3 separate regions of the Homo sapiens genome follow, and regions 1 and 2 are each linked to region 3. The links are chromatin loops, found by intact Hi-C in ENCODE. Cell type or tissue: heart right ventricle. All regions are shown on one strand. Links, peaks and the distances in the headings refer to the core of each region. The heading gives the core; the rest is flanking DNA. Region 1 overlaps LOC101928004 (a long non-coding RNA gene). Region 2 overlaps LOC101928004 (a long non-coding RNA gene). Region 3 holds the start of LINC03055 (long intergenic non-protein coding RNA 3055).

Region 1 (10,364 bases), core at 1,177-9,176, 150 kb before region 3:
CGTCAACACCAAATGTTGGCAAGGATGTGGAGCATCAGGAACTCCCATTCATTGCTGTGTGAATGCCAAATAGTAGTTTGGAAGACAGTTTGGCAGTTTCTTACAAAGCAACTACTTTTGCAATATACTCCAGAATTTGTACTCCTTGGTATTTACTCAAATGAGTTAAAAACATGTCCACACAAAACCCTGCACATACCCTTCACTGCTTCCATGTTGTAGCAACCAATGAATAAAATTGCTAGAAACAATGTCCTTCAATAGGTGAATGGATAAACCATCGTGCATCAAGACAGTGGAATATTATCCAGTACTAAAAAACGCAATATGGAAGCCATGAAGACATGGAAGAAACTTAAATGCATATTGCTAAGTAAACAAAGCCAATCTGAAAAGGCTACACATGCTGTATGAGTCCAACTATGTGACATGCTGGAAAAGACAACTATGGAGACAGGAAGATGATCAGTGGTTGCCAGGAGTTAGAGGGGAGGGAAGGATGACTAGGTGGAGAACAGAGGATTTTTAGGGCAATGAAACTGTATATTACAGTGATGGATTCATGGCATAATACATTTGTCTAAACCCATAGAATGTACAACACCAAGAGTAAACGCTAATACAAACTGTGAACTTTGGGTGAAAATGATGTGTTAATGTCAGTTCATCAGCTGTTACAAATGGACCACGCCGGTACAGGATGTTGATGGAAGCAACCGTTTAGGGGTGGGGGCAGGCATATGGGAACTCTGTACTTTCTGTTCAGTTATGCTGTGAGCCTAAAACTGCTCTAAAAACAAAGCCTAATAAGAAAAATCACACGCTAGGTCTGGTCTATCAGCATAGTTCTTCTGCCTCCCACTGCCAACCAGTCCCACCTGCCTCCTTTCCTGGCCCTTCCTCACTGCCAGGTCTTGTTTCAGCGCATGGATTACCAGAAGGAAAAATGCTCCCACCGGCCTCTCTCTGTATCAAAACACAGGAGTGAAATAAACCAGCTTTTCAATAAAGAGGCTGGGGTGGGAGGGGCTAGAGAAAGGATGACTTGCTCATGACCCCCAGATCCTCTGACCCATCAGCCCATAATCTCACCTGCCTTACAGTCTTGACCTCTCCCCTAATTCCCACGTACTTTCTTCCTTCCCCCATCTTGATGGCACTGATGGAAGAAACTCTGGACCACTTGCGCCAGGGACACCAAGTCTGCATCCTTAGCCTTGATCGGGCCATGGTGATGAGACAGTCCTCTCCCAGCCCCATTCAGCTCCCTCTCAGCCCCCACAACAGTTCAGCCTCAGATTTTTTCCTGGAGCCTCATGGCTCCCTCGTCATCCTGCACAATAGGAAGCCTTGCCCCCTACTAAACAGGGAAAGGTGAGCTGGCCAGTCATGAATGCCCTGAGCTCTGCAACTCACCCCTGCCCTGCCTCCTGCTCGCTCCTGCCTTCACTGGCCTGACACTGCTGTGCAGACCTCATTCTCCTCTCTGCGCTAGCATCCCCTCCCTGTTCTCTTCACCCTCTCTCCAGGTGTGCCCTTCGTCGTACCCATCACAATTCTCTCCAGGGAAAAGCAAAACCATAATGAAGACAACAAAAATACTCTCCCAGGGATAGCAGGAATTGCACCAAACGGCTTCCTTGCCAGGGCTTTAGCGGGTTTTGACTGGGCACTGAGGGTGGCGAGTCCCTAGGTTTGAATTGCAAAGGCACAGGTGCAGCTGTCGAGCAGAAGAGTGGGTGGTTAAAAAGTGGGCAGATCTCTTGGTTTGTTACTCCAACCCCTTTCTGGCATATATAACCCCCTCCAGACACACCGCTGGAGACTTGAGCCTTCGTGAAGTAAATACCATTATAAACCCCTGCCTCCGAGCAAAACAGCAGAAAACCTTACACACAGAAACTAGCGATCAGATTCCTCCAGCAGCTTTGGCATTCCCTCTAACTTCTGCCCCTCTTTGCCAAATTTTCTAAAAGTACTTTCACTGTCCTACTTACTAACCTCCTGTAGGCTGGTGTTGGGACCCACCACATGTCCATTAACCAGCTCTTATCACACTGGTTACTGCTGAATTTCCAAGTCTAATGGACACTTCTATTGTGTCTTAATAACCTCTGCGGGGCACTGACTCATCACTCTTCCTCCTGGAAATTTCTTCTCCCCTGGCTTCCATGACCCTCTGGCCTGGTTCTCCACCACCACCCCACCCTCACCCAGTCTTTCCCTCTCAATCTGCTTTCTAAGCTCGTTTCAGCCTCTGCCTTGACCTGGCCGTTCTCCCCCAGACAGAGCTCCAACCTGCTTCTCTTTGCTTCTTGTGCTCCACGCCCGCTGTGAGCCATCTGACCTTCTACACACTTTCCTGTACAGCACATACTCTCCTGACTCCTGGATCCGCACTGCCATCCCAGTTAACAGTAACGAGTCTCCCAAAGGGGGTTGAAATCTGAAGATCCAGTCCAGGAGGAATCTAGGAATCCGCAAAGGCTAAACACACTAGGAGTAGGCAGAGCTGGGGGCACCCCTGGCAAGGTGCTGGGGCGGGAGGCTCTGTCAGTTCCTTCTGAGCCTCATGATTAAGCACTTCATGATTAAGTGGGGGATGAGGCTCACTGATATGGGGAGAAAGAGACCTGTCCTGGGATCAAACAGCAGCGCTAAGGCTCCGCATTAGACCACAATCAACCCCCTGCCAATCAACAAAGCAACACTCAGCTGTCCCAGTGCATCTGTTCAGGCTTTGGACACACGAGTGCAGGTTTTAACTCCATGGCACAAGTGTGCATCCGTTTCCAGCCTTATTTGGGGGAGGGGAAAGTTGTTTGAGTCATTTTATATGAAGAATCCACTGAATGGAACATTTGTTACTATTTAATTAGAACAGACGACGCAGCTATGTAAAATGGAAACTGCATTTAACATGTTAAGCATACACAGAATGACCCACTGCAACCTGCCTTCTTAATGGGCATCACCAAGTGACGTCCCCACCAGTCCCCACCGTGAACAGGGATGCCCTGATCATCAGCTGGTTAGACATACACCTAGAAGCATTTTGTAAAGTCAGCTATCAGAATTTAGTCATTAGAATGTACTAAAAACTAATCACGTACTTCAAGCAACATGGATAAAATAAAGTAAATCAACGATGTTTAGTGACAATAAGGCTAGACCCACCATAAAAATGTCAACAGATGGGGAGAATGTTAAGAGCAGAAAACTTGAGACAGATGATGCAAAAAGGCAGAAATGGGGAACTTGGGAGGAATTCTGCTTGTCTAGAGTCAGGATAAGAAGCTTTTGTACCATGTATGGTAGCAGTGGTGTCACTTTTTGGTCCAGCTGGAAAAATAAAAACAGATGCTAGACAGAGGGGGAACAGCAATGCGTGAGATTGCATCCATGACCTAAAGCCCGCCTGGTGTTATTGGGGTGGCCAGGGAGAGGCAAAAGGTGACAACAATGATAGTGTCAACAGCACAGAGTAACTGTGGCCCAAACACCTTTTTGATTGCCATCTATAAGGTGACTCCCCAGTTTCTCTTAGCCCTGAGCTTTCATATCTGCAGACCCATATATCCAAGTGTCTGTTTAAAACATCGGCATGGATAAGTGTTTTCAACCCAACATGTCCCAAACTAAACTCTCAATCTCATCAACAAACTTGCTCCTCCTCCAGGCTTCTGTCTCAGTGACATCCCTATCCCCTCCACCGCACATGCCAGAATCCCTGGAAGTAGCCCTAATTTTTCCCACTGTCTGTTCACCCCACCTCTGAGCCACCATTTTCACACTTCCTCTTCGTCCACGTCACCATCACTTGCATGGACTTCTATACTCCTACGTTGCCTTTTTGCTTCCATTCTCATCTCCACCCCTATAATCTGTTCTCTCCACGGCAGATAGAATAACCATTTTAAAACTTAAATCCAAAATCTTTCTGTGGCACTCAGGATAAATCCCAGCCTCTATGGGCTCACAGGGTCTGGCCTCTGCCGGCTTCTCATTTCTCCTGCAAATACTTCAACCTGCAATGAAAACTTTGCCTATGTGAGTTCCATTCCCAAGTTCTCTTGCATCTGCCAATTCACTCCAAAGAGAAATCAAGCTCCCTTTCAGGCTAAGATGCAAAATAGAGTTTGGCGTATCTCCTAAGGCCAAACTCCGAGCCAATCTTTTAAAATCTCTTGCCCATGTAAAAATTCTTGAAAAGCAATCTCGATTCCCGGCCAGACTCCCTGCCCACGTGTTCCCCACCCGCGTCCCCACAGCTCCGTCCGCCTGCTCTGGTCAACACCACAGCTGGGCCCTGCCCCTTCGGAAGCTGATGCTCCAGCGAGGGCAGTGGATTTATGGTGCAAGGTTACTTGGCGCGTAAATCTGGGCCTCAGGAATCAAGGGCTGTGACATTTTTACAGCCTCCTCCTCCAAGCCCCTGCACGGACATGAGGCAACTGGAGGGAAGAACATCTGGTTTCATTTTTTTTATTCACGGCCACAGCTCCCATCTGACAATATTCTGGATCTCGCCAGAGTTCTGGTCCCGGCTGAATGAGAGGCGAGGCCGTGCTCTGCAAGAGATCTCGTTTTTCTGCCTCACCATGGTGTAAGGAAGCCACCAGGAATTAAAAATGGCACCACCATCACACTGAAAGCATTTGCTCGAGTCCTGGGCTGGGCGGCCACCTGCCAACTTGCTGGAAGTTAAGAAAGGGCATTTCTGAGGGAGGCAGGAGGCGGCTCCGGGCCTCTGTTGCAACAGGGGCTGATGCCGGGGGCTTGCACAGTGCATGCTGGGACTTGTAGTCTCCGCGGGCAAGATGGCCGCTGGGTCCTCAGGGCAGGACACAGGGGCTCCTCATCACCCGTTCCTGTGATCTCAGACACAGCCTGCCACAGCAATGACTGCCATGGCCATAGGTCACCTTGGGAGAGTGCATGCAGAAACACATATCAACCGCTCGACTCTACGCCCAAAGATAAGCCGCTGATTAGGTGCGCCTTTCTGGACATGACTTGTCTCAGTTTCCACATGGCCCAGAGCCCCGCCTCATGACAAGCGGCTTCCTTTTCATCTGATTGAGAACTCCAGACTGGAGCAACTTCAGAAAAACGTGCCCCTCTCTGCTGTCCAACCAGCAGGGATGATTAGAACAATCAGAAAGAGGTCCCTCGGAGGAATGTTCCCCTGCAGTGAACGGAGCACCAGATCCCCTGTCCCTAATCACTGTGTGTGGCTCTGATCAGACCCAGTGAGGGAAACGGTAACTCATCATCTGTTTCCTCAACTACGCATTCGCCTGAATGTCCCAGTAAAGAAAGAAAGCAAAGCAAAGTCCAAGCAGGGCATGGTGCCATGACCCTGTGAGAAGGCACCCTGATCTGCCCTGGGGGCTCCAGTCCACTTTCTTGCCAGGACTTTGAATGCAGACTCTAAGTCACCCCAGCTCAACATCCTTCAGCAGTCCTCACAGCCTAGTAGATAAACTCCTTTCTACACATTTGCTTTTATGGCTCTATCTCATTACTTTCTCATTCTCGTCCTCAATCCTAGTCAAGAGGGTATTTGCCAATGCTTATAGTGACCTTTTACTGAGCACTTACTAAATGCTATGAGCTTTGCTAAGCATTTACACCCATTATCCCATTTAATCCTATATTAATCCATAAGGTAGTTGCCGTTATGCCCATTTTTCAGATGATGAAACTGAGGCACAGAAGTTAAAGTCTTCACACTATCTACCACCATCAAACCTGCAATCAAGCAGATAGTTCTTTGAGGCAACCATGTAGTCAGTCACCACAGGACATGCATAATCACCTACCTCCAAAGGCCCCCAACATTTGCCTGGAAACATTTCTAAGTGCCCTCTCCCACACTCTGCTCCCACCCTTTAATCCTGTGGCCACTCTCCACAACTCCCTTTGCCTAAGTGATCTCATCTATATTCATAGCTTTCACACTTACGACCTCCAGATTAATCCCAGATTCGTATGTACAACTGCCTATTTGAAATGTCTACTTCACTGTACCAAGGCATCTCACATGTAGCATGTCCTGACCATACCCTTCCTCCTATAGATTGCAACTCTTCTAGATTCCTCCCAGCTAAGACTAATTACAAGCAGTGTCCGAAGCCTATCAATTCCAGCACCCTAATGGCTTTTAAATCTGTGCCCTGTTCTCACTGCTTTAGGGTTAGATTACAACCCCTTTTCCTTTTCACCTGATTCATAAAATAACCTCTTATTTTGGAACCTCCACAAACATCTTAAATTGCATCTGCAAGTTCTCTAGCACACCTTCTTTCAAAGGGTGGAGTCTAATTCCCTTACCTTGAGCGTGAGCTAGACATAACAGCTCTCCTCTACCAAATAGAAGATGACAATACGTCATTTCTGAGGTCAGATCACAAAACACATTGCCACTTTCACCACTTTCTCAGATCATTCTTACCTTATTCTGGGGTGAGCCAGCTGCCATGTCATGAGACTACTCAAGCAGCCTATGGCAGGGTTGATGTGGAAGGAACTGGATGTATCTACAAACAGCAATCACCAACTTGGCAGCTATGAGAGTGAGCCACTTGGAAATGGTCTGCTTGCTCCAGCCATGCCTTCCAGTGCCTGTGACCCCAGCCTGCACCTTCATGGCAACCTCCTGGGAGACCCTTAACCAAAACCTCTCAGCTAAGCAGCTCCAGAAATCCTGATCTCCACCCTGCCACACACACAACCAAATGTGCTGTTGTTTGAAGGCATTATGTTTTGAAGTAATTTAGTGTGCATGATAAGTTAAACCCTTATCCCGTTCCCCACTTATCACAGCCAAAGCTGTATTTTTAAAATGCAAGTGTGATTATGTCATTCCCCTACTTAAAATTCTTTTATGACTCTCCATCACCTACAGGCTAACTGTGAAACTCATTAAGACAGCATCCAAGTTCTTCAGCATCTGGCCTCTTTGGCTTCAACTCTCAAGAGCTCACTGAAGGACTCTTCTCTGGCAGGCCATGATTTGTTTTATATCCGATACCCCTTCTCTCAGATACTGCTTGAAGTGTTAGATCACACTAAGAGTTATAGGTAATTTTTATCAGTACACGCATGAACATCTACGAGGGCACTGCCCACTCCTGTCCTAAGCAATAGAACAGTACTGAGCTAGGAGGAGGCAGTCAGGAAGTAATTTTCATGCAAGAGAGAATGCAATTGATAGGGAAGTTATCTAAGACTGATTTAAATAGCAAACGCTGACTGAATCAGAGCCCAATTCCAGCAGACATTCTCTATCAACTCATCTAGATAAAACCAACCTCTTTGGAGACTAAGTCCCTTTCTGGAGACAGAGTCTGAAAAAGTTTTGTGTTTTCTGGAACAGCCTGGTGGGATGGTGTGATGCTTTAAGGTGGCACCTGCATCCTCCCATCCCCCCACGGCCCCGATACCTAAGGCATCCTATCGGGTCAACCTGACACCTGGGTGCCATTGGAAACCAACTGAACCTGGAACACTGGGATTTCAGGTTCAATGTGGGTTTGAAGGGCGTGCCTATGAGAGACCTGGGAAGTCAGTCCTGGCACATTTACTTTAACCAGTGATGTAGCTAAGTCACTACTATATACAGACCTGAAGACTTTAGATATATCTGTAATCTTATAGGGGAGGAAAAGTGAGTGGTATTTTATACTGCTCACCTAAGTGATTTTTTATGTAGGTTAGGAAACACCAATTTTAGTCACTCTTAGAAAAAAGTATTTGTGTAGGGGGATGCCTGGGGGCTCTGGAAGGTCACTTAAATTGGTGGTTGCCTCACCAAGGTGATGAGCCTGAAGGCTTTTTTTTTTAATGGAGTCTCACTCTGTCGCCCAGTCTGGAGTACACGGGCATGATCTCAGCTCACTGCAACCTCCGTCTCCCAGGTTCAAGCGATTCTCCTGCCTCAGCCTCCCGAGTAGCTGGGACTACAGGCACACACCACTATACCCAGCTAATTTTTGTAATTTTAGTAGAGATGGTGTTTCACCATATTGGTCAGGCTGGTCTCAAACTCCTGACCTCAGGTGACCCACCTACCTTGGCCTCCCGAAGTGCTGGGATTACAGGCTTGAGCCACCATGCCCGACCTGGAAGCTTTTATACTTAGAAATACCTGAACTCCTCCACATGGCTGACAAGGCCCACAGAGCGGCAGGGCCACCCAGGCGGCTCTGGCCTCCCCCGCCCCACCTGAGGCTGTTACCTGGGTCTTTCATTCCTGGGATGTGGTGAGGGACTTGATGTCTCCTCCTCCAGATTTTCGCAGGGCTGGTTCCCTTAGGTCTTCAGTCCTAGCTCAGATGCCACCTCCTGGGGGCTTATTCCCTGCACCACCTTTGAGAAGTCGCCCACCCCTGTGTCAAAGACAGGCTGGAGCAAGGAATTTGCATTTGGGTAAAAGCACTGCTGATAATGATAGCTAAGAAAACTCATTTCTTCATACCAAAACCTTGGTCCACTGGGCATTGGTGATGGAGATGGGAGGATTCATCCTTGTTGCTTCGGCTTTTTGGAAATGATTGCTTTTAGCACTTGCTCCACAAAGGGGGGAGAATATAGAAATGCTCTGGTTTCACTAGAGGGTTAATGATTTCTTCTAGTGCTTGCCTAATTGCCTTTAATTGGCAAAAACTTGAAAGAAGCTGCTGGCTTAAACGCCAGCAGTTCATAACCCTCACATAGGTAATTTACTTTGAGGCAAGGGAGTGGCTTTTGTGCCCTAGGGTGGGAAGGAGAAGGGGCAGTGTAACCTCTGGGCCAGGCAGGCCTCCCTCAGTGCAGGGCCTTAGCTGCTGACTAGCAGCGGCGAGGCAGGGCTGCACTTAATGAAAGTGACACTTGCATTCCTTCCAAATCCCCACTGGTCACCACAGCACCTCCTACAGTGTCTGGATACTGATGTCTCCAAGGCTGGTGTTTTCAACCTCTTGATTCTTTATTATGGACTATTCCATAGTCTAATTGTATGCCTGTCTTCTTGTCCTATTTATAGTGGGACACATTTATATCATATTCCTTTTTATATGTATTATATTACAACGATTATATATAGTATGTTATATAAGGCAATATTATATATAAGGAATATATATAAGTAGTTACATTTTAGTCCTGAAATTTATCAAAGATTAGTTATAATGTGATATAATATGTAAGAATTATGTAAGATAATATATATAATATATTGTATTATATTCCTTGATAAAATTCAGGACTAAAAAAAAGAAAGTGAAATAACCAGCCATAATCCCTCCTGGCTGCTCCATGCAGTCATCAGTGGTGTCCTGGTAAGCTGGCTCTACAGAGGAGCAGGAGAAAAAGCCCTGACATGCCATTTGCTAGTTTCCCTGGTATAAATACTCCTACCATGGCCAACCAGCTAGCAAAATTTCTAAATATATTAACAGTCAGCTCCCAGGAGCCCATACAGGCCAGTCATAGCACACCCACAGCAAAACACCTTCCCATCGGCCCATCTTAGGGCTACTGCACTCTGAGCTCCTGCTGCAGCCCCCAACTAAAGAAAATAAAGGCCAAATACGGTGGCTCATGCCTGTAATCCCAGTACTTTGGGAAGCCAAGGTGGGAGGATCAGTTTAGGCCAGGAGTTCAAGGCCAGCCCAGCCAACACAGCAAAACCATATCTACTAAAAATATAAAAGTTAGCCGGGCATGGTGGTAGGTGCCTGTAATCCCAGCTACTTCGTAGGCCAAGGTGGGAGAATCACTTGAACCTGGGAGACAGAGGTTGCAGTGAGCTGAGATCGCACCACTGCACTCCACCCTGGGCAACAAGAGCGAAACTCCCACTCCACAACCACAACAACCACAACAACAAAAAAAAAAAAAGGAAAAAAAAAAAAAAAAAAAAAGAAAAAGAAAAAGAGGCAAGACTAGTGCCTTACTCCAAACACTGGTAGCCCTTATTTTCTAAAAGAAATCTAAGCTGGCATACCAAAATCTGGTTGAGTGAATATTCAAGAAAAAAAATCACCAGTCACTATGAACAATCAGTCTCTTATATGAGAAGCATATTGATTGTGTGTCCTGTCCTGCTTCTCAGCTTGTTGCTGAGTGTGGGGGCGGGGAGAGTTCTTGATGGCAGGGACCTTACCTCCTTAATTCTCCTTTGTCCTCCAGCAAGGTCAAAGTATTCAATCCACAGGGAAGCTCAATTATCCTAATAGGAGGATAGCTGCCCTTACTGAGAGTTAACCGAGTTAGGAGCCACAGCCTTTACAGAAAAGATGGATGAAAGCTGGAGATGAACCTGACATACATAAGGTACCAGGACTGAATCCTATTCATTTGACAGATGCAAACAG
Region 2 (10,364 bases), core at 1,023-9,022, 140 kb before region 3:
AAGGTCACTCCCCTAGCACCAGTAACATCAGCTAAGATGGAACACTGGCAGATCTACTACTAGCAGGATTAGAGAGAATAGTAGTTAGGCTAAGCATCACATGATCAGTCTGCCGGCCCCAGGCCTTCTACCCTAGTTTGTTCTCTAGGGTATCCTACCCACAGCACGGGCCACGCAGAACAGGGCTGAAGGATTATGGGTTTTCTTTACAATCCTCCCCAGCTGTCAGAAACTGCCCTTATGCCCGACAATAATCCTACATTAAATCACCCCAGCAAACCAAACCCTTATCTAGGCTGGACCACCCCAGACTTACCCTGTGTGTTAAACTTTGGAAAGCTTTTGGTTTCACTGATTTCAAGAATGAATCCATAAACCCTTGGGGTGAGTGTTACAGTTCTTAAAGACAATGTGTCCAAACTTCGTTCTTTCTGACGTTCAGACGTATTCAGAGTTTTTCTTCTAATAGTAGGTTCACGCTCTCACTGACTCAATAGCCAAGCCGCAGACCTTCATGGTGTGCGTTACAGCTCATAAAGGGAACATAGACCTAAACAGCAAACAACAACAAGATTTACCGCAGAACAAAAGAACAGAACTCGCACAATATAAACACACACCACAAAAGAAAACCGACCAGGTTATAATTGCTAGCGCGGCAGCCTGCTTTTATTCCCTTATCTGGCCCCACCCACGTCCTGCTGATTGGTCCATTTTACAGAGAGCCGATTGGTCCGTTTTGACAGGGTGCTGATTGGTGCGTTTACAAGCCCTGAGCTAGACACGAAAGTTCTCCACGTCCCCACTAGATTAGCTAGATACAGAGTGTGGATTGGTGTATTTACAAACCTTGAGCTAGATACAGAGTGCCAATTGGTGCATTCACAAACCCTGAGCTAGACACAGGGTGCTGATTGGTGTGTTTACAAACCTTGAGCTAGATACAGAGTGCTGATTGGTGTATTTACAATCCCGTAGCTAGACTAAACATTTTCCAAGTCCCCAGCAGATTCAGGAGCCCAGCAGGCTTCACTCAGTGGATCCCACACCGGGGCCGCAAGTGGAGCTGCCTGCCAGTGCCGCGCCCTGTGCCCGCACTCCTCAGCCCTTGGGTGGTCGATGGGACTGGGCGCCGTGGAGCAGGGAGCGGCGCTTGTCGGGGAGGCTTGGGCTATGCAGGAGCCCACGGCGGTGTGGGGGGAGGCTCAGGCATGGTGGGCTGCAGGTCCCGAGCCCTGCCCTGTGGGGAAGCAGCTAAGGCCCGGCGAGAAATCGAGCACAGCAGCTGCTGGCCCAGGCACTAAGCCGCTCAGTGCCCGGGGCTTGCGGGCCGGTCCGCCGCTCGGAGTGCGGGGCCGCGGAGCCCACGCCCACCCGGAACTTGCGCTGGCCCGCAAGCGCCGCGCGCAGCCCCGGTTCCCGCTCGCGCCTCTCCCTCCACACCTCCCCGCAAGCTGAGGGAGCCGGCTCCGGCCTCGGCCAGCCCAGAAAGGGGCTCCCACAGTGCAGCGGCGGGCTGAAGGGCTCCTCAAGCTCTGCCAGAGTGGGCGCCAAGGCCGGGGAGGCGCGGAGAGTGTGTAAGGGCGGCCAGGACGCTGTCACCTGTCAATTTCAGGGGCTTAGAGGAAGGCTTCACCTCCCCTGCAGCTGAATGAAAGCTGCCACGTCCCACTTACCCTCTGGGGTCGGATCTAGAGAGTCCCCGGGGCTGCTCTACCACACCATATTCCCTAGATCTTTCTGATCACTGCATGTCCCCTGCGAGGGGGTCTGCACATCTGCCTGCTGGGGGCTGGGAGTGACCGAGAGCCCCAGCTCCCAAACTAAGACCTAATCCTGAGTGTGCAGAATGGCAGGTCTCAGATGCAGAGCCACCGCTGGCACAGAGTAACATGGAAAATGCCTGGCCATGGCAAAAGTGCATTCTGCTCGGAGTATCTGGCAGGAATCGTAATCAGGGCAGAGGCAACTGCATTTGTGGGGAGAAAGTTTGGGGCGATGCAATGTCCTGAGCAGCTTCCTGACCCCCGTCATCGCCGTCCTTGCTTTGTGCCACCACCCTTGAAGATACCCCTTTTTGTGGTTCTGTGGGAGCTGCTGCAGATAAGGACGGGGTGTCGGTGTCTGTTTCTCCTCAGCCGCTCTCAGCGAGGTCACTGGGTGCCAGAAATGGAAACATAAATGGCAGCTGCTGTCCTGAAAGCAGGTGGCTGCTCTGACCGGGGAGGGAAATGGCTTGGGGACTTACTCATGCAGCCTGAGAGCCACAGAGTAGGAATAAGCATGCAACTGGTGTGTGTGGGCACGATTGTGTATGCCTATTTCTGCATGTAAGTTCCAGAGCTGTGAGCTCACACACACAGGCACACAGATACACACAGGAACACACAGACACATGCACATGCATGCACAGACACACACAGACACGCAGAGACATAGACATATACACACAGACACAGAGACATACACACATATAGACAGATGCACACATACAGACATACACACAGACATGCACAGACACAGACACACACATAAGCACACACAGACATACCCAGAGACACAGACACACGCACACACAGACACTGACACACACAAACACACGCAACACAGATACAAACACACAGAGATACAGAGGCACACATATATTTATATATACACAGACACACACATACACATGCTTACTCACATAGCACACACATACACAGAGACACATGAAGATACGCACATACCACACGTATGCAGTCACACATAACACATGCATCTCCCACCCCATTGGTGGTGTCCACAGGGCTGTCCGGAGAGCAAGCAATCAGTAAGTGTTTGTTGGATACTAAGTGAAGGATGAAATGACTGAATGCACCAGTAGGTGAAATGGATGCTTCTGCTTGCAGGGCAGGCTCTAAGATTTGAACAGCGGCATGGCAGAAGCATCGCCACAAGTGCTGATGAGGTGATGGCTTAAAATACTGCAAGCCCCATGCAGAGTGAAAACTCCTTTCACGGGAGGAGATAGACGGCCCAGGAACTGTTGCTCTAGCCTCATTATCTGTGAATGATTGATTCCAGACAGGAATTGAAGATGAGGCAACTGAGAAAAGGAAAAGGGAAACACCCTGTGTGCCTGTTAAATGCCCTTGTTCACCTGGCGAGAGATATGCATATATAGTCTCACCACTGACTATCTTTTTATATATATGGTGTATATATAAAAATATAGAAGTGTACAGTGTATGTGTATATGTGTGTATATATGTGTATATGTCTGTGTATAGACACATATATGCACATACACACATTATGTACATTTATATCTATATAACGGCAATGCCTGAGCTGGCTATTTCCAGGCGGCCAATATCCTGTTTTAAACTGATTTAAAATATTGCCACTGTAAACTAATATCGTGATTTGCAACCACTTAAATTCTGGAAGAATTTCTCAGGACTGTGATGAAAATCCCAGCGTCTGGTGGTTCCCTCATCGCAGCTTAACCCTAATTGCCTACACTAAGTCCAATTAGTGGCAAATCAGATTCCCCTTCATTTCATCTGATGAAGTAAGCTTTGGCAGGAGCATCTGCCCACGCAAAGCAGGGTGAAGACAGAGAGAAGAACGGGGCTGCAGGGAACGGGGACACGAGTGTGGGGACCCAAGGGTGACCACAGTCCTCCTGCCCCTGAGTCCCCACGGCTCCGTGCCTCCGGCTTGCAGATTCCTTTCCCTGGATAGAGTTTTTGCAACTGAGTTTGGTGAGAATCAAATCTATCAGGTACAGTCCTAGAAACAAATAACTTGAAGTCTACTTTAAAGGCAGATTCTCTTGGTCTCTTTCTTTCCTGTGTCTGTACCTCTGTGCATCTCTAACACACACACACACACACACACACACACACACACACACGGCCCTTCTGTAAGCACACTTTCCTCGCTGTCCCAGTCCTCTCAGTGTCCACGCTCCTGCAGGCGCTGACTTGGGTGGCGGTTGCAGAGGAACCAGTAGGACTGGCACGGCCATGGCCATGGAGCATGTGGTCCAGGGCACAGATAGCAGCAGCTCTGGTTCCAAAGGCAGTGCGTCCTGCCAAAGCCTTCTCTCTCTGCATCTCAAGGTCACAATAATAGATTACGAAAGAGTGGAAAAGCACAGCTCAGAAAATGGGCCATGGGGACTTTCCTCTGGGTGAGGAGGGAGAGAACAATGCCCGATGCGGCAGCAGGTCGTTTGAGCTCTGCTAGGGAAGGAAACGCGGAGCGTGAGGTCCCTCCAATGCCCGGCACCTGCAACGCCTCCTGTCCAAGGGCTCTGAAAACACAAAAATTGGGACCATTGGAAAATGATTTTTAAGGTGCTCTGATGTAGAAGAAATTCCATCACAAACATTAACCTGTTTCACAAGAATCAAATATTTACTATTGTGTTTCATGGTGGCTACTTTTTAAGTCCCTTGCAAATTAAGGTAGGACAAATGTTCTCACAAAATAAACATTCTCCTGTCTTCAGAAACCACTGATAAATAGTCCAGGCCGATGGATCCTTGCCTCTCCTCAGAATAAGGGAGGGCTGTTATTTTAAAGCAGCAAATAGAACAGATCCTCAAGTGCCCTGGCGGAACAGAAGGCTGGACTGTTAAAGTCTGTGACACTCTCAGTGATGACGTTGGTTTCTAAGGGCTGCAGCAGCCATACCCAAAGAAAACATTTTATATATGATGATGTAGTAACTATACTTCAAGTCTTGACTTAAAAATGTATAATTCAACAACAAAATTACAATTTCTCTGTAAAAGGAGCACTTTTTAAAAATCCAAGCCACTTACACTGGTTTGAAAATATTTGGGGGGTCTTAACTGCTTCTGAGGCTATAGCAAGTGGTTTCTCATAAAATCAGACCCAAGGGAACTCTCTGAGAGGACCCTAGGCACTTAGATTTTATTCCGGGTATAATTTATTCCAAACAGTTTAGCAAAATGATGGTCACATTATAAGAGCATACTCTGGATGCAAAATGTCCAGGAAAGACAGAAGTAGAGGTGGGGTCCAAGAAACAATTCCAGTCTCCTAGAAACCATGCCTTCTGCTCAAGCCAAGTGCTTCTCCTGATCACGTCCTCCTGGTAACTCCTAGCAGCTGCGAGCATTGGAACATAGTCTTACCAGTTCCGGAGCCACCAGGCACCTTCTCTGAACGTCTGAACTATCAGCCCCTTCCCTCAGAGCAGGCCTGCAGGGACTCAGCAAGGCTGGGTGCTGGAGGGCCACTCTGTAGGTCTGGCCAGAGGGAGACCACACCACCCAAAGAGCCATTCAGCGACCAAGGCTCCCCTGAGCGGTCGCTGCTGGTGACACAGGCCCTTTGCTGGGAGAGCCCAGCCCTACTCAGAACAGAAGGGCTCACTGCTCCAGCCTCCAGCCTTCAATCCCAGCTGCAGCTTTTCAGCTCTAGTTTTCCCTCCAGGTTATCTTCCCTCTGTGGCTTCCAGCGGGTCACCCTGTGATGCTGCAGTTCCCCAGTCTTTGCAAACGGGGGAGAGATGACTACTGACTTCCGCGATGATTCATGCTGGTTGTTTACAGCAGAGACAGAGGCAGTGCGCTGCCTGCACGTCTTGGAATTAGCTGAGCTGTGAGGGTGCAGCGAGGCCAGCACCGGGGTTCCCGGGTATGCCAAAGCTGGAATTGTGCTGCTCCTCTGCAGAGGTGCAGGGGGAGGGGGGAGCAGGGATACAAAACCTTGCCGGTCAAGGAACGCAGTGTTCCTGGCCCTGTCTGGAACCTTCACAAAGCAGGTGGGAAGGGAAAGTGCATGGGTAAGACGGACTTCCCAAAACAGCTTCTGCCAAATGAAATAAAGAATATCCAGTTCCTCCTTTTTAAATAAATAAATATATATATATATATATATATAAAATTATGAAATAATTTAAATACGTAGAAATATGCAGAAATAATAGATCAAAGGCCCAAGTACCCACTCATCAGCTTTAACATTTTGCTGTCTATACTACAGATTTTTTTATTTTCAAAAACAAAAATGTAATCAGTCAAGCAAGCACATGGCAGCTCCTGAAGGGATTTGATGTTGAGCAATCGCAATATCAAATGAGCCCACCTCCAGTTCTCCGCTGAACGGATCAGCTCATAGGTGTTACTTCCCTCACCCTGCCACCCCCGAGTCTCTTCTGTTGCTTGTGGGACACCGTGGCGAGAGCTCCGGAGTCCAGACTCCACTGTGGAGACTGACATGGTTCCCTGAGCTCCCTGCTTGGTCTCCTGTCCTGCCTGGTCTGAAGTCCTGCCTACGAAGACTGATGGCACTGTACCAATGCAGCAGCTTCCAAATCACTGAGCAAGCAGCCCCCAGCTTCCCCTCTCCCCCTGAGCCCACCTTCTCTCCACGCTCCCTTGTCCCAGGCTGTCCATAGGCACCATTTGGCTCCAATTCCACATCATAAGCGTTTCTATGAATATAGGCTTTGTGGAATGTTTATTCATAGGACATTAATCCCAGAGGGGAATAAAAGCAGTGCTGTCCATGACATTATCTGTGTTAGCCTTGGATTGTCTGCTGTAAAATGCTAATTGCAGCCTCTGGAGTTGAGAAGGTGTTTGTAGGAAGCCTGAACAGGGAGCAGGAGGGCAGGCAGAAGAGGCAGCCCAGCCTTCTAGGATGCCAGGGCCCTCAGAGGAGGAGGAAGGCCTGAGGCCAGGCAGCAGGTAGACAAGGCACAGAGCCTGGTTCTGGAGCTGGGCCTGGGAGGAGGCCTTTGTACTGCCCAGAGGAGGGGCCACAGTGTCCCTCCAGCCACCTGCTCACTGGTTTTACCAAAGCTGGTATCCACACATCCCAAGGGTCTCCTCAGAGCCCATGCCGCTGAACAAACCCACGTTTTTTAAAATGAGAGTGACACCAGCCTGCCCATCCTCACAGTGCAGCAGGGTGTGAGTGTGCAGTGGGGAGCAGGGAGCTAAATCCTAATATACGTGATGTATTTTGAGATTCCAAGGAGCTCCTGGATATGCATTCAAGGGTGGCAGTGTTTCAGGAGGGGCAGATGGGTGTGCAGGCAGCCACACCCTTTCCCCTCCCCCTCCCCCTCCCCCAGCAATTTGTTCCTTTTCAAGTTTGAGACACGCAAGTCTTGCATCTGTGTCTCTGGAGCCGCCTACACAAACCAGCGCAGAGATCACAGGGCTGGGACTGGCTGGCGACAGTTCGCTCCCTTAACTCCAGAGGAGGAAATGGAGCCAGAGGTCGTAAAACGATGATAGAATCGAAAACAAGACCATTTCTTTCTGTACCCCACACCCTTTTTACTTTCACAATGCACACACCCACACCCCACATGCACACTCACACCCATGTCCAGGGTGGCTGGACAGAGCCCCTCCCAGTACTGCCATTCATTTTGCATACATGTTTGGCTGGCTAGTGGGCAGGATTATGTCTGAGAAAACCTCCTTTTAATCAATCTGATGCTTGCCAGCCAAGGAGCTGACAACTGTGCAAAGCACTGAGCCATGGGGCAGTGTTCCGTTTTGTCTCCTCTGGGCAGCTGACAAGATGGAGTCCCTCGGAGGTGAGAGGATGGTTTCTAGAAGCACAGGAATTCTCAGTAGTGGATTAAACTGCAATGCAGACCTTCTGCATCCCCAGTGGAGAGTCAGAAGCCTGGGAGGATGCTAAGCATTCCAAGCAAGCAGTCTTCCAGAAAACTGCCAGCTTCCCCACAGCAGCCAGGGTGATGATGGGAAGAGTTGCTGCAGTCCTCGGCTTCAGCTTGTCCAGGAGCCGGCCCAGCACACCCAGCAGACTTCCCAGAGAGCAGGGGCTGGGGGATGGGAGGGGACCCAGTCCCCTCAGACTTCACAACAGATAGCCACCTTACAGAGAGGCCCATGAAATACACTTAAAAGGGAGGAATAAGGAAGGAAGAAAGGGAGGGAGGGAGGGAGGGGGGAAGGAAGGAAGGAAGGAAAGAAGGAATCTGTCAACAGCTAAGCTATGTAAGAAGGCTCATGCTAGGAAGTCTATATTTTTTACAATGATAAGGATGCCAGTTTGTCTGGGACTTTGCTCATCAAACCCTACTCATACCCCCCATAAAATCCCTTGCCTTCTCTATCGCCAGTTCTTAAGGACTTCATTTTTTCACTTAGCCGTTAGCCATTCGTGAACCTTACAAGTTGTGTTCTGAATTCTACCTTAGCTACTAAACCATACCTAAAGATACTGGCTCAGGAGCCAGCTCAGTCTAGTCTTATCCTGACTGTCCTGACACTGGGCCGTGAGCAAGTCTCTCAGCCTGTGGAGGGGAAAGGTGCTTGGAAGTCAGGCAGCCCCGCCTGGCTGCAGACACCACACAGGCTGTGCAATGGTGATATATTGTGATTTAAAATAAGAAATGTGTATTTTGGCCTATGTCTCTGGTTTCTGGAACAGAACTCCTAAAAGAAAGACAAACAAACAAACAAACCAACAAACAAAACTTTGTGATTTCTTGAGCAATAGGAGAACATCTTTTGTTCTAACGTTTGGTCTTTGACATGGTTCTCAACATAGAGCTCCTAAATCCCTTGGAATTTCCTGGGTGATAGGAGTGCTTTTGTTCTAATGAGGCGGCCCTTGGTGTGCTCCTGAGTCAGGGCTGGTCACCAGCAAGACCAAGCTATGATTAGAAGCTTGGAACTTTCAATCCCAACTCTCATCCTTTGGGGAGACTGAGGGGCTGGAGATTGAGTTAATAATTGACCATTCCTACATGATGAAGCCTCCATAAAAATTTCTGAACTCTGGGGCTCGGGGGGCTTCCGGGTTGAGGAATAAGAACACACATGTGTGCCAGAAGGGCGGCACACCTGAGAGGGCATGGAACTTCCTCGCCGCTCCCCCATACCTTGCCTTCCACCTGGCGGTTCCTCAGCTGTATCCTTTTATAATAAATGGGTTAAAGTAAGCAAAGCCTTGCCGTGAGCGCTGTGAGCCATTCTGGCAAATGATTGAACCTGAGAAAGAGGCTGTGGGAGCCTCAGATTTGCAGCCAAGTTGGACAGAAGTTGTTTGTAACCTGGGCCCTACTACCTACAATTGCAAGAAGTAGGGGGCAGTCTTGTGAGACTAAGCCGTTAATCTGTGGGATCTGACACTATCTCCAGGTAGATGGTGTCAGAATTGAATTGTATTGTGGGACACCCAGTTGGTGGCAGAGAACTGGTCAATGTGCCAAAAACCCACACATCTGGTCACAGAAGTGATTTGTGTGGTCAGAGAGAGTACAGAGAAGGAAAAACAGTCAGTTTTTCCTGTCTTACTGATGGTCACCAAGGTTTCACCCCATGGCCTTTGGGGACCTGGGGTTGAAAGAACAACCATCGGGGGTCCTTGAAGCTATCTTCCTGCTAAACATTATCTAAAGCAGTACATCCAATATGGCAGCCACTAGCAACGTGTACCCTTTGAGCACTTGACATGTGGCCATTGGGATGTACTGAAAGTGCAAAAGAAAAAACCACTGGATTTTGAAGATAGTGTAAAAAAATAAGGTAAACTATGTCGATAATTTTTTAGCATTGATTATATGTTGAACTGATAATATTCTGATTTTATTGAGTTAAATGTCATATAGTATAAAATTATATTCACCTTTTTTATTATCATAAAATACAAATATCATAAAATTTACCTTTTCTTTTTTTTGAGACAGAGTCTCGCTCTGTCACCCAGGCTGGAGTGCAGTGCCACACTCTCGGCTCACTACAACCTCTGCCTCCCGGGTTCAAGCGATTCTCCTGCCTCAGCCTCCTGCGTAGCTGGGACTACAGGTACCCACCACCGTGCCTGGTTAATTTTTGCATTTTTAGTAGAGACAGGGTTTCACCATGTTGGCCAGGCTGGTCTCCAACCCCTGACCTCATGATCCACCCTCCTTGGCCTCCCAAAGTACTGGGATTACAGGCGTGAGCCACCGTGCCTGGCCAAAATTTACCATTTTAATCATTTTAAGTGTGCAGTTCAGTAGTGTTAGGTACATCCACATTGTTGTGCTACCATGACCACCATTCATCTCCAGAACTTTTTCATCATCCAGAACTGAAATTCTACGTTCATTAAACAATAACTCTTCATTCTACTTTCTGTCTCTATAAATTTGACTCCTCTAGGTAATTCATGTAAGTGGGATCATAAAGTACTTGTCCTATTGTGACTGGCTTATTTCACTGAACATTGTCTTCATGGTTCCTCCCTGGTGTAGCATGTGTCAGAATGTCCTTTTTTTAAAAAGCTGAATAATATTCCTTTTTCTGTATAGACCACATTTTGTTTATCCATTCATCTGTTGTTAGACACTTGGGTTGCCTCCACTAAGG
Region 3 (10,364 bases), core at 716-8,715:
TGCGCATCAGGCAGTGAGGTTAAAAATAACAATAAAATAAATTCTAAAATAAATAGGCCAGGCATGGTGGCTCACACTTGTAATCCCAGCACTTTGGGAGCCTGAGGTAGGAGGATCACTTGAGCCCAGGAGTTCATGACCAGCCTAGGCAACAGAGCGACACCCCATCTTTAAAATAACATTACATTAAATTAATAAAACAGAATAAAATCAATTCAAAAAATAAACATAAATTTAAAATTAAATGAAATAAAATGCCAAGTGGCCAGCGGTGGGCCGCAGCGTGTGGGGCAGGCAGGCAGGAGAGTGGCGGGAAGAGGGACTCCTCCTTCTGAGCACAGTCTCCAGAAGTGGCTCCTTGTCAACAATTGTAAAGGTCACATGCTGACGCGACAGTTGCTGAGGCTGTGATGCAAACGCACGCAGGAAGCGTTGTGCAAGCAGGCTCTGGAGACCCGCAGGCTCCTGGGCAGAGGGCTGCCTTCTGTGTGGGCTTGCCCCTCGCCACACCTGGCCAGGAGCCTCCCCCAGCCCCGTGACCCTTGTGTCAGAGCCTGGCCAGATGACAGACGGCCTGGGGTGCAGGCGAGACCCACTGAACTGGCAGCTGAGGACAGGTCCAGGCCCAGTGGCTGGGGGACTTCTCAGAGCAGGTACCACAACAGCTACCCAAGGACTCAGGACTTTTCTCCCACAGCCAGACTTGGTGATTGCATGAAGGAGCCCAGCCTCGGATGACCTTTCCCCGTGACAAGGCACTAGGAGAGCACAGACCTCCCCACACAAACAGTAAGTCAGCATGTGGTTAAAAATGTAAATATGCACTACAGAGTTTAAAATATATCAACCGAAGGAGTAAAACCAGACTGTCTGCTTGTCTTGGATTCATTTTGTGCTGTACAAGGCTCAAAAGGAACCCAAATTCTGGCTAAAGAGGCCTTTTATGGGAGGCCCCGCCTTGACGGTGACAGGTTGAGACCTATTGCAAACCCGTGGTGGCCTCACCCACCAATTTCCTCTGCAGCTTCTTCCCCCTCCATGCTCCAGGCTGGCCAGCAAGCAGGCCGGGGGCCAGGGGCACACTAGCTCCAGGCGTGACAGCCAGATGCTTCCTGCACCACCAGGCCTGCTCCGAGGCTGCATCCCAGAAGCCACTCCAGGCAGGCAGGGTTTCTTCCCAACATCTTGGGAAACAGAACTTACACATTACCCCCAGCACACACACAGTACCTAGAACACTCTGGCTTCAATGCCACGCCCATCTCTGTCTGTGTCTACACTGTTTGGGGTTGATTGATAAGGCCCCAAATGCATTCCCACCAAGAGCTCGTTTTGCAGACTTATCATATCACACCACGCCAGGGGCACGTGCACGTTTTAGAACATGGTATCCTAGAGGTGACAGTGCCCTACCCCAGTGTTCATTCTTTATTTGTTCAAACTCCATGTGCATCCAATTGGCTTTCAGTAACACACAAGAGCTCAGGTAACAAGAAGAGAACTGTACCCGGATGATGAACTGGAACATCCACCCTCATCTTCACCTCCTCCACCCCAGGCCATGTGCTTCACAGTCACACAGGGGAGCTTCTGGAATGGACAGTGTTCCTGGTGTTGACTATAGCCGTGGGCCTCTGAGAAGCTGAAGCAGTGTTGGGCGGAGACAGCTTCAGGGTCACCAGGCCCAGCTAGAACTCCAGGCTGACCTCAGGGCAACGTCCAGCATCAAGATGAGCTCCTGGGGCATGAGGCTACGCAAGGCCTGAGACCCCACAGATGGAGGACGCTGGGCCACCTGGTGGGGCTCCTTCAGCAAGAGAGGAAAGCAGGCCAAGGCCAGAGGCAGCTGCTGTCTGAAGATGGGAGGGAGGCGTGCAGGCCTGGCTCCAGCCCACGGTGCGCAGCAAACTCCAGCCTGCTAGACGCAGATGCAATTGGAGCCAAGTGCACCTTGATACCTCCAAGATGTGACCCCTTACCAGACCCTAAACAAACCTTGTTGACAGAGCCAGACCACCCCTATTTGAATCAGCTGCGTGGCCACGTGCCTGTCATTCGGTCTCTCTGTCCCCATTTCTACAATGTAAAACAGGAAAGTGAAACCCATGGGCCAGCGGCCGCATGCAGGAAAGCTGGCACTGTCAGCCATGGCTGTGGTGACTCCCTGGGCCTTAAGCGAGCAAAGAGCCCACACACCCAAATTCAGCACCTTCTTTCCTGTTCTCCTTTGAAGGAAACACTCTTCATATAAAAAGACAGGAAAAGAAACTCGAGACTTTTTCTTCTTTTGGGAGGGTCTCCAATTTAGAATCAGCATATCAATATTCTCTCTAAACCAATGCTTCTATTAAGGCAGAGTAAATGGGAAGAGAAATTCCACGGCCTGCATCTAGCTTGTCACTGCAAAGTGATTCACACAAACACACACTCACACTTTCACACACACGTGCACCTCTGATTGAAGCATTGCTGCTGAACTGATGAGACACCACTATGTAACCTCTGTTTTTCAATTAAGTGCAAAAAGCCAATTCTTAATCTATGCCATAAACTTAAGTACAAGTGTAGTTGAAAGCAATGATGCCACAAAAGACCAGGTCACAGACTGACTGGGGGCTGCGCTCAACTTGTAAGCCTCTTGCCTCACTCCTCTGGCAGCTACAAGTGCTAGAAAATGTCAAATCTGCATTATTCACTTGTTAATACTGACTAAGCAGTCAAATATACTGCCACACTGTGTGACACTCCAAAAGCCACAAGGATGTACTCACCCTTAGAGCATTAACATAAAACTTAATTAAGAACGCCTTGGGGCCGGGTGTGGTGGCTCACACCTGTAATCCCAGCACTTTGGGAGGCTGAGGCTGGCAGATTATGAGGTCAGGAGATGGAGACCATCCTGGCTAACACGGTGAAACCCCATCTCTACTAAAAATACAAAAAAAATTAGCCAGGAGTGGTGGCACATGCCTGTAGTCCCAGCTACTCGGGAGGCTGAGGCAGGAGAATGGCATGAACCTGGGAGGCGGAGCTTACAGTGAGTCGAGATCACACCACTGCACCCCAGCCTGGGTGACACAGCGAGACTCCATCTCCAAAAAAAACAAAAACAAAAACAAACCTTGGCCAGGCATGGTGGCTCACGCCTGTAATCCCAGCACGTTAGGAGGCCGAGGCAGGCGGATCACGAGGTCAGGAGTTCGAGACCAGCCTGGTAAACATGGTGAAACTGCATCTCTACTAAAAATACAACAACAACAAAAAATTAGCTGGACATGGTGGTGGGTGTCTGTAATCCCAGCTACTCGGGAGGTTGAGGCAGGAGAATCATTTGAACCCAGGAGGTGGATGTTGCAGTGAGCCTAGATCACACCATTGCACTCCAGCCTGGGAGACAGGGCGAGACTCCGTCTCAAAAAAAAAAAAAGAATGCATTAAAAGCAAGAAAATTTTGACACATGCTACAACATGGATGGACCTTGAGAACATTATGCTAAGATAAGCCAGACACAAAAGGACAGATACTGAATGATTCTGCTTACAGGGGATACCTAGAGTCACCACATTCGTAGAAACAAAGTAGAAGTGTGGTCATCAGGGGCTGGAAGGAGAAGGGAAAAGGGACTTGGTGTTCAATTGGCACAAAGCTCCAGTCTTGCAAAATGAAAAGAGTTCTGGAGATGGATGGTGGTGGTGGTAGCAAGACCATGTGAACGTGCTTAATGCTGCTAAACTGCCAGTGCTCATGCCTGCAGTCCCAGCAACTGGGGAGGCTGAGGTGGGAGGATCACTTAAGTGCAGGAGGCCAAGGCTGCAGTGAGCTGTGAGCGTGCCACTGCACTTGAGCCAGTAAGACTCTGTCTCTAAAAAAAACAAACTGCTACACTGTACACTTAAAAATGGTTAAGATAGTAAGTGGGGTTTTTTTAAATTTTATTTTTGAGAAGGAGTGTCACCCAGGCTGGAATGCAGTGGCGCAATCTTGGCTCACTGCAACCTCCGCCTCCCAGGTTCAAGGGGTTCTCCTGCCTCAGCCTCCCAAGTAGCTGGGATTACAGGCATGCGCCACCACACCCAGCTAATTTTTGTATTTTTAGTAGCGACAGGGTTTCGCCATGTTGGCCAGGCTGGTCTCGAACTCCTGACCTCAGGTGATCCACCCGCCTCGGCCTCCCAAAGTGCTGGGATTACAGGTGTGAGACACTGCGCCCGGCCAGTAAGTTTTACGTTATATGCACTTTACCATAGTTTTTAAAAGAGAAAATAAATTAGAACAATAATCCCATAAAGTTAAAAGAGGTCAGTAGCGCAGCATGGACCAGGAGATCCTGGGAGTTGTGAAAGTCAGGGAAAGCTCCCTGGAAGAAGGGGAGCTCATGTGGTTGTCCACATCCCCCATCATAAGCCAAGAAGAACTGCCTACCAAAGTGTGAAGGCTGTCCTTAAACCCAATGATGTCTATGGTAATGGAGGGCCAGGCCTCAACTATCAAGGAAGCTGCATCACCAACGTTTGTCCATCACCAAGGCATAGCATGGTATGGCCAGCGTGATCACATGACCCATATTCTGAGACCAGACTGAGAGTGAAGGGCACTGTTGATAATTACAGTGGACAACAGCATATGGTCTCCTGGGGTATAGCAGGAACAGCCCAGGCTTGGGACTCAGGCAGACCTGGTTTCGAATCCTAGCTTAGGCACATACTTGGGCACATTGCTTTCTGCCTCAGAGCCTCAGTTTCCCCTCCTGTAACGTTTCTATCTCGTGAGGTTATTGTGAGTAACAAAAATAAGATGAGAAAAACTTCCAGTCCAGGGCCTGAGAAGTCCTAAATATTACAAGCCTGTAATCTCTTATCTGCAATTCTGGGAAACTAGGGTTCAGAGAGAGGAAAATTGAGGTTTTTATTGTGCACCCTGTTATCTATTATGAATTTCTTACCCTACTTATAAATTTTTTAAGATTAAACCAAAAGTGCCCCCCACCCGACAAGGAAGCACAGCCACAGGAGTCTCTAAGTTACCCTGGGAGAGCTGGGTCCTGTCCCACTGCTAATGCAATTCACACAGGCAGGTCCAGGGGCTTCTCCCAGTTTCAGGCTCCTCGTGTGTACCACAGACGTGCCTTCAGAGATTCCAGCTACAGATCAGTTGGGAAAACAGTGCCCAGCCTAGGTCTTCAGCAGAGGGGATGGAACATGGGGAACTGGTTGCAAAGACGTTGGAGTTGCTGAAAAGTCAAACAGGGGCAGTGAGGCAACCCAGAAAGAAATAACAGGAAGAAGTTTAGAAGTTTCTACCCACTCTGGGCTTGGAAAGGGGATGTTATCTGAACCTGAATCCTGCACTATCTGGTAGGAATTGGAAGGATGGAGGGAAGGGCCACCCAGCCACAGAGGACCAGTGCCAAGGACCCTGACCAGGCTGCAGAGAGACAGAGAAACGCCCTGAATCTCCCGTCCGCTAGCCCTTCGGTTTATCTTCACTGACTCCCTGGGTGGAGGCCAGCCAGAAGCCAGGAGCAAGGGGACCTGGGAAATGTAGTTCTCAGAAGACAGAGCCCTGCAGTCCAAAGCAGAGCAGGGCAATCCAGGAAAACGACCACCACAGTGCAGCCACAGCAGCTGGGGTCGTCCCCCACTCAGAAGGGATCTTTCCACTTTTGTTTGGCATTTCTGCTTCCCTGGTATTTCCATTTTAGATGCCCCATATGCAAACTAATTAAATTCAAAGTTTCATAGAAGAGAAACTTTTTAATTAGCCTGGAAATCTCACACTTGGGGCCTGTCCATCACTTCTGAATCCCCCAAGCAGATTTGCGTCCTCTGACTCCCCTCGCCAGACTGAGCATCTCACAGCCAACACCTGCTCTGCAAGGCAGGCTGTGCTAGGCAGGTGTGCCATGCTGGGGACACAGAGAGAGCTGGATTCCACCTGGCTGCTGGGGGAGGAGGCAGCGGCACAACAGGTTCCCACATCACCTGGAGAGCAGGCGCATTACTTCCTCCAGCAGGGCTGGGCTTCCAGGTACAAGAGACCAGAGGTCACTGTGGTCCAATGGGCTGAGCCGTAGATTAGGAACTCAATTGTTCTTTGTTTAAATCCAGCTGAGACACCCAACCTTGCGTGACCTTGAGCCAAACACAACTCTTAGGATGTAACCTGCTTTACAAGATGAGAAAGACACGAGTAAAAACATCAGCAGACTCTGGAAGGTAAATGAACAATCCTGATAACACCCAGCCCTTCCCCCGAGGCGGGCTTTTAAGCATGATCTTGCTTGTCCTTGAAATCATCCCTGTGAAGGCAGGGAGAGGGAGGACCATTATCTCCATCTTACAGAGAGAGAAACCAGGCACTGAAAATAGACAGCAACCCACACAGCGGGTCATGCTGGCATTAGACTCAAGGCCACATGAGTGTTGGCCCTGACCTGTTTCTTCTGCCCCATGGAGGACCAGTTATTTCCTTAGCCCAGGGGCCCCAGTGACTGAAGGAAGGTCTGGAGGGAGACACTGTTTTTAGGTCTAAAAAGGGGAGAGGAAACAAGAGAGAAGAAGAAGGAGCAAAAGAAAAAGGGAAGGAGGGAAAGCAGAGATAAAGATGGGACCTGGAAGGGGCAGGGTAGACACTAACAGGTTGCCAGGACTCTTAATGACAGCACATGTGAGAACCTGGCTTGGCAAGCTCGGTTTTACCAGCCTTAAAGGCTTCCATGCCCTTCCATCATCACCCAGCATTACTGGAAATTCACTAGGGTTATACATTCAGAAGAATACACAGCCACTCCCCTTCATTTCTGAGCAGGGGTAGCTCCCATATCCGCCAGCCTTTTTCCTCCCCTCAGGGCCCGGTTTACGACACTTCAAGTTTTGTTCTCTGTTGTCAGGTGCTGTTGTGTAAGGTGGGAGAACAGATACTCCTGTGGGTGTGCTTGAGCTGAAACACATTTATCTAAATCTGAGCAGCAGGTGCTTTCACACACAGGAAGAGTGGTATCTGGTACCTTCCTGTAGGGCTGCGAGGGTCCTTCCCTTTCTGCCCACAGCAGCAGATCTGGGCCCACGTTGAAGACAAGCCCTCACTGCACTTGGGCAGCTATAATTTACCAGGCACGTCAAGGGTTGGGAAAGCTGTGACTAACAAGTCTAGCTTGTGCAAGACTCATCCTCTTACCTCTCTCTCACCATCACATCCCCAGCCCCACTAAAGAGTAGGATTCTGGCTGAGTCTTTGGCTAAGATGACAAATGGCAGCCCCTCTTGTTGAGACATCCTAACTCACACCGCTGGATCCGGAAGATGCACACAAACTCCACTTTTGCTAGCTTGCAGCCCCAAGGGTGTTCCAGAAAGTAGACCTTTATAACAGAACAGCTTCCTGGACTACAGGCATTGCTGTATCACTGCATCCAGGCCATAATTCTGATTGCCCCCTGTAAACCGGGAAACTCACTCCTCAGGATGCCCACCTTGCTGTTTGCCATCATGGAAATGCACTGAAGTGGCTCACCTACATTGTTACAGATAAACCACGGGCCACAGTTGCAGCACTCTTCTCAGGGTGTGGAGGGGAAATGACATCTATTCTTTGATTAATGTTGTCTCTCTCTGTCCCCAGAGTCAGTAAACAAACAAGCTGTCCTTGGAGCAAGCAAGCGCTTCCCTTTCGGCATCTCCCCCTCTCTGAGCGGCAGCCCTGCAAGTGAGGCCAATAGCCGTCCCTCAGCTGTGTACAGGACAGGCATTCTTGGACCTCAGAGTCCTGCAGTAGCATTTTGAGGACGCCAAGTTATTGATGGGGACAGGTGCTCATAATTCAGCATAACCCACCCAAGCCGTGTTTCACTTTTTCTGGAAACCTCTTGATTTAGGAATGAAAGCCCCTGGCTCCCCCTGGGCTGGGCTGGCCAGTAAACATCTCAGTCTGAGTTTGCCGAGGTGGGTTGCTAAATTTAATTGCCAGTTTCCACACCATGTGATGGTGTGTGACAGGCCAGCTCACCCTGTGAGTTAGCCAAGGGGTTTTAAATAAATGCTTTCTGACGGAAAGGATGATAAAGGTTCCTATTATTCACCAGTGAGCCTGGAGACTGAGCTGGTCCGGTTTTTACGACTGAGGCACAGCAATGTCAATCTCATGCTCTCTGTCACTACTTCCCACTGTGGCTTGACTAGGACAGCCTTAAGCGGCCTGCAGAAAGAGCTCCAGCCGGGTAGTCAGGAGACCTTTGCCAGCCCGATCCGTCCAAGGTTTCTGTGACCTTGGAAGGCAAATAGCTCTATGGGCCAGCGTCAGCCTCTGCGTCTGCAGAGAGGAGTGCTTCACAGGTCATGCTTGGGGCTTTCAGGAAGCATGTAATAGATATGCAAAGGCATTGCTGTTGGTGAAACATCCGTGGAACACCAGGCAACAAACCACTAAAAGCAGCATTTTTCTTGCTCCGATCCTTTAAAATATCGATGGAGATAAACTGATGCTGCTATTTGTGTTTTCCTTGACTATTTCCTTACGAAGCCCTGCAGTCACCGAATGCTCACTCAACCTTCCTTCAAAAGTGATTCAACGTGTGGCCTGAGAAGCGGCAGCATCAGCCTCACCTGGGCGTTGGTGAGAACGGCAGCATCTTGGCCTCTCCTGCTGAATCAGAGCGCGCTGCTTAACACGCTCCCGGGTGACTCGTACGTAGTCAGTGCTGGGAAGCGCTGGTCTACAGTCATGTTTCTCAAGCTTGAATGCACATCCGAATCCCCCGGAAGGTTTGCTAAAGCCTTGCTGGGCCCCACCCCCACGTTTCTGATTCAGCAGGTGTGGGTCGGGGTCTGCGAACTTGCATTTTTAGAAAGTTTTCTGGTGATGGTGATGCCTCTGGTCCAGGACCACACTTTGAGAACTTCTGGTCTTTCTTGAGCAGCTGTTTAGTGATACCTTCATTCCCACGTCACTAAGGGTGCATAACGTCTCTTCGTTATGTACTCTGGCTTCCTCAATCCCTGGAATTACTGTGGTATCCTCGTGATATATCTTCATTTCTTCCTCTTTAATCATCCTTGATCTCCCCCTTGATTTCAATATGTGTTTATCTCTCTTTCATTAGGAAGCTCTAGACACAGAAAACCAGACAGCTCGGTGCTGTGCAAAAATGGGAGGATTTCATGAAAATCCTACTTTTTTCTCCCATGTAGTTGTTTTAAAATTCCACTTGTTTTTTGTTTGTTTGTTTGAGATGGAGTCTCTCTCTGTCGCCCAGGCTGGAGTGCAGTGGCGCACTCTCCGCTCACTGCAACCTCCACATCCCGGGTTCAAGCAACTCCCCTGCCTCAGCTTCCTGAGTAGCTGGGATTACAAGCGCCCGCCACACGCCCAGCTAATTTTTGCATTTTTAGTAGAGATGGAGTTTTGCCATGTTGGCCAGGCTGATCTCAAACTCCTGACCTCGGGTGATCCACCCACCTTGGCCTCCGAAAATACTGGGATTCTAGGCGTGAGCCACTGCGCCCAGCCCAAATTCCACTTGTTTCTTTTTTTCAGCCAGAGTTATACACTGCTGGCCCATAAGGAACTTGTTACGATGTGACTACTACAGAATAACCAAATCGATTTGCTGCAGTACAATTTTTTTTATTTTTAAACCGCACAAGCAATATAGTGACACATTGGATTAAAGCAATCAACACTGGGCCGGGCACAGTGACTCACGCCTATAATCCCAGCACTTTGAGACACCGAGGCGGGTGGTTCGCATGAGCCCAGGAGTTTGAGACCAGCCTGGGCAACATGGAAAAACCCCATCTCTACAATAAAATACAAAAATTAGCCTGGTGTGGTGGCGTGCACCTGTGGTCTCAGCTACTCGGGAGGTTGAGGCTGGAGGATTGCTTAAACCCGTGAGGCGGAAGTTGCAGTGAACTGAATTTGCACCACTGCACTCCAGCCTAGGTGACAGAGCAAGACCCTGTCTCCAGAAAAAAAATAAACACTGAAGAATAATGAACTAAACCTTTATGCCCCACACCCCCCCCATCTCCTAGTCCACGCTCCTCCTCAGAGTTAATAAACATTGGCAGCTAGGTGTGTGTCTTCCATGCCTTTCTATATGCATATATATACCTACACATTTACATGCAGAAATATGTTTTGGATTTAAAAAAAATTACAAGTACTGTTAATAAAACTTCCTTTTATTAATAAACAATATTTTTCAGAGATGATTTCAAATCAATAAATAGACTACATTCTTTTTAAGGCTGCATGGCAGCCAGGTACAGTGGCTCAGTGCCTTGGGAGGCTGGGGCTGGAGGATTGACGCCAGGAGTTTGAGACCAGCCTGGTCAACATAGAGAGACCCTATCTTTACAAAAAA

Evidence for each region. A loop is a pair of places that touch in the nucleus more often than their neighbours do. Peaks named below come from ENCODE experiments on the same cell type or tissue, not always from the same donor. Only the 100,000 strongest peaks of a DNase experiment are listed, where the experiment ranks them.
Region 1: a loop joins it to region 3, with 3 times the contacts of the local background. A loop is called at or near these places in 13 of 110 quality-filtered maps.
Region 2: it touches region 3 in a loop (1.9-fold over the local background); 16 of 110 quality-filtered maps call a loop at or near these places.

Annotation. Positions count from the first base shown.
Region 1 is chr6:6,732,573-6,742,936 of GRCh38, forward strand. The region is part of intron 2 of LOC101928004 (a long non-coding RNA gene); the gene reads right to left. It overlaps LOC101928047 (a long non-coding RNA gene), which reads left to right. Exons shown (of 6, transcript XR_001743949.2): 6 at 1-819. Among named protein-coding and RNA genes, the nearest start is that of LY86-AS1, 110 kb to the left of the region's middle. In heart right ventricle, for the core only: no CTCF peak of the experiment used is centred there; a DNase peak (open chromatin) is centred at 4,759; H3K4me3 peaks cover 2,376 bases; H3K27ac peaks cover 7,608 bases.
Region 2 is chr6:6,744,621-6,754,984 of GRCh38, forward strand. All of the region lies in intron 2 of LOC101928004 (a long non-coding RNA gene), which reads right to left. LOC105374901 (a long non-coding RNA gene) reads right to left here. Exons shown (of 2, transcript NR_187807.1): 2 at 7,286-7,905. Among named protein-coding and RNA genes, the nearest start is that of LY86-AS1, 130 kb to the left of the region's middle. RefSeq lists enhancers at 5,392-6,009, 6,630-7,247. In heart right ventricle, for the core only: a CTCF peak has its summit at 4,281; DNase peaks (open chromatin) are centred at 2,141, 4,051, 5,541 and 7,161; H3K27ac peaks cover 6,193 bases.
Region 3 is chr6:6,885,245-6,895,608 of GRCh38, forward strand. It overlaps LINC03055 (long intergenic non-protein coding RNA 3055), which reads left to right and starts at 429. Exons shown (of 3, transcript XR_926430.2): 1 at 429-789; 2 at 6,109-6,216. It overlaps LOC105374903 (a long non-coding RNA gene), which reads right to left and starts at 5,110. Exons shown (of 3, transcript XR_926431.3): 1 at 5,026-5,110. RefSeq lists an enhancer at 1,860-2,495. In heart right ventricle, for the core only: no CTCF peak of the experiment used is centred there; DNase peaks (open chromatin) are centred at 5,144, 5,507, 7,702, 8,215 and 1 weaker place; H3K27ac peaks cover 4,202 bases.